2 separate regions of the Homo sapiens genome follow, and region 2 is linked to region 1. Evidence: chromatin loops called from intact Hi-C (ENCODE). Cell type or tissue: CD4-positive, alpha-beta T cell. All regions are shown on one strand. Links, peaks and the distances in the headings refer to the core of each region. The heading gives the core; the rest is flanking DNA. Region 1 holds the start of HAPLN3 (hyaluronan and proteoglycan link protein 3). Region 2 overlaps ABHD2 (abhydrolase domain containing 2, acylglycerol lipase).

What was found. Hi-C counts contacts between places; a loop is a spot of excess contacts. Peaks named below come from ENCODE experiments on the same cell type or tissue, not always from the same donor. Only the 100,000 strongest peaks of a DNase experiment are listed, where the experiment ranks them.
Region 2: it touches region 1 in a loop (12-fold over the local background); 92 of 110 quality-filtered maps call a loop at or near these places.

Annotation. Positions count from the first base shown.
Region 1 is chr15:88,893,030-88,895,934 of GRCh38, reverse strand. It overlaps HAPLN3 (hyaluronan and proteoglycan link protein 3), which reads left to right and starts at 391. Exons shown (of 5, transcript NM_178232.4): 1 at 391-476. RefSeq lists an enhancer at 554-1,165. In CD4-positive, alpha-beta T cell, for the core only: CTCF peaks have their summits at 1,304 and 1,507 (motif pointing left); DNase peaks (open chromatin) are centred at 334, 1,034 and 1,484; H3K4me3 peaks cover 1,775 bases; H3K27ac peaks cover 282 bases.
Region 2 is chr15:89,176,659-89,179,563 of GRCh38, reverse strand. All of the region lies in intron 6 of ABHD2 (abhydrolase domain containing 2, acylglycerol lipase), which reads right to left. Among named protein-coding and RNA genes, the nearest start is that of RLBP1, 43 kb to the left of the region's middle. RefSeq lists a silencer at 1,492-1,786. In CD4-positive, alpha-beta T cell, for the core only: CTCF peaks have their summits at 1,442 and 1,642 (motif pointing right); a DNase peak (open chromatin) is centred at 1,633.

The DNA.
Region 1 (2,905 bases), core at 104-2,603:
TGCTTTCTATTTGGAAAAGAAAGTAATACAGAAGTCTCACCCCTTCCACAATCAAAGGTGGGGAGCAGCCTTAGCCCCTAGCAGAATGCTGGACAGGGGCTTCCCCTGCTTACTCCCACTGTTTTTGGTATACCAGGCTTTCTAAGGGGATCCCCCCTCCCCAAACTCTCCTATTCCACCCCTACTCTCCTTTCCCAAGACGTGAGGGCCTCAACTCTTGCACACCCTCTTTGCGGTGGTTCCCAGCGAGTCTGGAGACCGCTCAAGCCTGCAGCAGCTCCTCCCTTCGAGCCCAGCCCTTGGGAGGGAAAGGTGCGCGTGTTCCTTTAAGGGGCTGGTCTGGCGGGAGCGCGGGGGTTTTTCTGCTGCCGCTTCCTTTCTGCCCTTTTAATTTCCCCGAAATCAGACTGCTGCCTTGGACCGGGACAGCTCGCGGCCCCCGAGAGCTCTAGCCGTCGAGGAGCTGCCTGGGGACGGTACGTGGCTTAGGGGTCGCTGGGCTTCTGGGGCTGTGTGCGGGCCGGGTTCCTCCCTTACCGCTTTGGGTGCCCTGCGGGTCCCCACACCTCCCGGGCAGGGTCCGGGGAAGGGGCAGGAGGCGTGGGCCGGGCACTGCGGAGGCCCGGGCTGAGATGGGCTGTGATCGCGGGCGAGGGGCGCCCGGGGCACAAGTGGGGAGGGAGCGGCGCGGGGATGCGGGCGCCGGACCCTCGTGCCCACCGTGAGGGAGCAGAGCCCGAGCGGACCCCGTGGCCTCCGAGACCACCGTCCGCCTCCAGCCCCCTTCCTGCCAGGGTCCGCTTGGCTCTCTCCCCTGTCGTCTGTCCAGGGTCGGCTGCCTCCAGTGCCGTCCGCGGCGCCCCAGGCCCTGCCCCTGGGTATCTGTTGGATGCTCCGGGGGCCCCGGGAGTCCTGGGAGGGGCTGAGGGCAACCTGCGAGGCGGCTGGCGGACCTGCGCCTCTGGACCGCAGCTGGCCGGCTCTGGGCGCCTGGGGCAAAGGCAACTGATGCCTATGGGTTCCAGACCTCGCTCACCGGGGTTCTTGCCCCAGGGACAGCGAGGCCAGAAGGGTAGGGAGGGTGGAGGGCAGAGCCCTGGGTGGGAGATGGCGACCCTCAGGGAGAAACGTAGGCTTGTGCGCAGCCAGTATGGAAACAGCACGGCACTTGGACCCAGTCCTGCCACCAGCTCGTTGGCAGCCACAGGCCACAGGCAGCCTGTAAACCTGTTGGGACCTTGGTGTCCAGCGCTGACCCGCGGGAGTGCCTGTGCTCCCTGGAGTAGGGGGCAGCGATTGAGAGGGGCCCTGGCTTCTCTCCCTCGACGCCGCCCGGGCCAGCGGATTGGGAAACACCTCCGGTTTTCATTCTCCTGGGGGCTGCAGGTTTCAAAGGCGGAGATCAAGCCTTGTGCAAACAGGGACAGGGATGTCAAATTTCTCGCTGGGAGCAGCGCTCGTGCAGACCTCGCGGGCGATGCTGCCTCCTGCTGGTACCTGGGGGACTTGTACTCACGGAAGGCCCAGTGCGGACATGCACCTGGCAGGGAGGTGGCACCTACCCTCCCTCCAAGCCCAGGCTTATTGTTCTTGGGTGGAGGGGTCCCTAGGCTGGGGCGCCTGGGAAAAGCAAAGGGCTGGTCATCAGGAAACCTGAACTTTCTCTAAGTTCGAGATATTTGACAAAGATAACGCCTTGGGTAGTTCACTGACCTCCACTCTCTTGGCCTCAGTTTCCTCAACTGTGAAGAGGAGGCAGTGGTGACCACTTTGTCTCGTAGGCAGTGAGAGAGGAGAAAGAGCCACTGAGATGGTGTAAGACTTCACTGTGTGAACTGCTCACCAGAGTAGTAACAGGTCATATTTTCCCAGTGCTTGCTCCTTATCAAGCATCAAGCAGTATTTTCAGTGCTCTGCAGCTATTCTCTCCCTTAATCTTCACGAGAGTGTTTTCTGTTTGGTATTGTCGTGACCGCCCCCCCCACCCCAACTTTTTTTTTTTTTTTGAGATGGAGTCTCACTCTTCTTGCCCAGACTGGAGTGCAATGGCTCAATCTCGGCTCACTGCAACCTCCGCCTCCTGGGTTCAAGCGATTCTTCTGCTTCAGCCTCCCGAGTAGCTGGGACTACAAGCGCTCATCACCACACTCGGCTAATTTTTGTATTTTTAGTAGAGATGGGGTTTCACCGTGTTGGCCAGGCTAGTCTTGAACTCTTGACCTCAGGTGATCTGCCCACCTCAGCCTCCCAAAGTGCAGGGATAACAGGCATGAGGCACTGTGCCTGGCTTGTGACCCCCATTTTAAAGATGAAGAAACTGAGGCTCAGAGAGGTGCAGCGACTTGTCCAATGACAGAGGGTTAGTAAGTGGGTGGAGCCAGAACTGAATGCAGGCAGCCAATCTGCTTCTAGAGCCTGAAATCTTTGCCATGTTCATTTGTTGAGCACCTGCTGCATGCCAGGGACCAGACATCATACATCTTCTATAATTGTCACCACAGCCCATTTTTTTTTTTTGAGCTGGAGTCTTGCTCTGTCGGCCAGTCTGGAGTGCAGTGGTGTGGTCTTGGCTCACTGCAACTTCCGCCTCCTGGGTTCAAACAATTCTCCTGCCTTAGCCACCCCAGTAGCTGGGATTACAGGCATCTGCCACCACACCCAGCTAAATTTTGTATTTTCATTAGAGATGGGGGTTTCACTGTGTTGGCCAGGCCAGTCTCGAACTCCTGACCTCAGGTGATCCACCCCCTCAGCTTCCCCAAATGCTGTAGGATTACAGGTGTGAGCCACTGCACCCGGCCTTAAGTTCCTTTTTTTTACAGATGAGGAAATGGAGGCACAGAGAGGTGAACTTGCCCGAAGTCACTCAGCAGGATGCAGTGTGTCCAGCTCCAATACCGAGCCC
Region 2 (2,905 bases), core at 288-2,787, 280 kb before region 1:
ATCAGTGAGATCCCTGAGCTTATTTTCCTGCAACTAGACAGTCCCATCTGGGGGTGATGGGAGACAGCGACAGATCATCAGATATTAGATTCTCATAAGAAGATGCAAACTATCCCTCACATGCGCAGTTCACAATAAGGTTCATCCTCCTATGAGAATCTAATGTCACTGCTGATCTGACAGGAGGCGGAACTCAGGCAGTAATGTGATCAATGGGGAATGAGACTAAATACAGATGAAGGTTCACCCACTGCTTCCCTACTGCTTTGCCCACTGTGACCTGCCCACCGCTCACCTCCTGCTGTGCGGCCTGGTTCCTAACAGCAGTTGGGACCCCTGCTGTAAGGGGCTTCTGCCCCTGGCCTGGGCCCTGTGCTACTGTCCTCCTCACCCTCACCTCCTTCAGAAATCCCTCCTCATGGACCCCCCACTTGACTGAGGACCTCCTTGGCACCCATATGCCTAAATGTGTAATATCTTAGTAACATGTATTTGTTGCTTTGTGGCTTTGTAAATATCACTCTGCTGTCTTAAGTGCTGTGAGGTCCTCAGATACAGACTATCTTTTACACCCAAACTGCAATAAAATGCTTTTGTTTTAGTTTTATTATTACTGGTCAATTCTGTAACATAAGGTTGTTGAGGGCTTTCTTGGGAAAGAATTTATTTTACCTGAAACCAGACCAAAAATGCTTCTCTCCCCATTTTCTTTAAGCTCCATGAAGGCAGGGAATTAGTCAGCCTTGTTCAAGGCTGTGTCCCTGTTACCTAGGAGGATGTCTCACCACACAGAGTCCCCAGGCGGGTTGGCAGCTGTTTATGCTGAGGGAACATGTTAAAGTCTGCCGGATACCAGGTGATTTCAGGGCATCTGTGTCCCTCCTTCAGTGGTTCAGCACATTTAGGTAGAAGGTGAGCTAGTTTAGCAGCAGCTAGACTTTGCTAACTACAGCAAGCGGGTGGCTGGCTTCTCTCTGAGCCTTCAACCGGCTCTGGCTAGATGGGAGGTGAGCTACGGGAGGAGAAGCCAGAGGGAGGGGTTCACTGAGGAAGCGGGTCTCCAGACTCAGCTAGGAGAGATTTACCAGACGCATGAACTCTCGTGTGGCCCCTGCAGAGGCAGACGGGCCTCCCCGGCTCCACCTTGGTGTGATGGGAAGCACTTATGCAGCTGCCACCATCCCAGTGCTGAAAGGCTCATCGCCCTCAAGCCTTGGCAGGAAAAAAAAAGGTTATACTGGTTTAAAGTAAGGAACTGTGCTCCATTTATTCCATAGATCTGGTTTAAATGTTGAGGGTACCTGAGCCTTGGACCAGCACACACAAGGACAACAGTGTCTCTCTGACCTGGTGCCAGTTCCCATATGCAGGACCACATGATCTTAGCCTGGGCAAGTTAGTTCTCTGTGCTCCAGACAATAAAGTTGCAACTTGCTCTTTGTTGCATGAGGTTGGTGTGCCAATAGTTAGTTATGTGTATGAAGCCCTCTGAGGTCTCAAGGAAGAGGCTGTGTAGGCTATGTCTGCAAAATGTATAGCACCTCACAGATTTTAGTTTTCTAGCTTCTTGAGCCTTCTTTGCCTTAGTTCAAACACCTTAGCTTGCTGCGTCAATCATGTGCTCTTGCTGACAGCAGATGGCGCTACTGCAGCAAAATGAGATGAAGGGATTGTCGTGTTAAGATTTTGTGCATTGAAAAAAAAGAAAACAAAACAAACGTCCTAGTTCTGCTCCCTTGGATCCTGGGGTAGGCCCCTTGCTCATGTCTTTCTTATCCCAGTGACTGGGCCCGACAGGACTTTGGTTAATTCTGGTTACACGTGGCTATGAGCTGGGAGTTGGATATTACTAGTCCCACCAAGATAAAGGCACATGTCCTCTCAGCTGACTCCCCAGTGTCCAGAGGAGTGAAGGAAAAGATTCCTGGTAGGAAGATGGGGGACTAGCCTGGTCCTGGAACGCGAGAGCAGCTGGAGAGACCACTGAGGTCACTAACCCCGGGGACTGCTAAACGTAACTAAACTGAAAACTCGCCTATGAAATGTATCCAAAATGCAGACTTCTGAGGTCCCATGCCTCCAACTTCATGAATCAAAATCTCCAAGGGTGGGGCCCAAGAAACAGAATTTCTTTCTAACATGATCCTCCAAGTGATTCCTTATGAAGTGAGGCAGTCACTAGTTCACTGGACCGGTCTTTGTGATCCGCCGATCGAACCCACCTCCTTCATTTTACAGTGAATGACGATGATGACGATAATGAAAATGAACAGTGGCTTACGTTCTGCGTGCTGGGCACTGTTCTAAGCACTTCACACGCATCAACTCATTTGACTCTCAGCGGTGCTATGAGGTAGGTACTGCTTATCATCATCATCCCCATATTGCCGGCACGGAAAAATAGAACCCAGACCTTGGTCCTGGGACTCAGGAAGGGTTTCATCAGAGATGTTTCTCATGTCTATCGTGGGTACATTTAGATCACCTTTTTCAGCCAGCTTTAAGCCTCATAGGGAGAGGCTGAATCCTGGGCCCACATGTGTCTTTTGGGTGTGCTGGCTTTAAATTCCAGTAATATGTATTTTTAGAAATAATATAGATGGCCTCTATCCATCAGAAAGTAACAAGGTATGTTTAAACTGCAGCATGAGATATACAGGTGAGGCAAAAAGATTCTTTGAATAACGATAAGGACTGTTTGGCATTAGACTGGATCAATAGGGAGGTGTTTTTAAACTTTCCCGTGTGTTTCAAATTTTTTCATCAGATTTTTAATAACTGGTTATACTCATTGGTAAAACGAAAGACACCATGAAGAGTACAGAAAAAAATATGAATGTATTTGAAGAGCCTGGAGAGGTGTGTGTATAGTGTGAGTGTGTGCATGTGTGTGTGAACGTGTGAG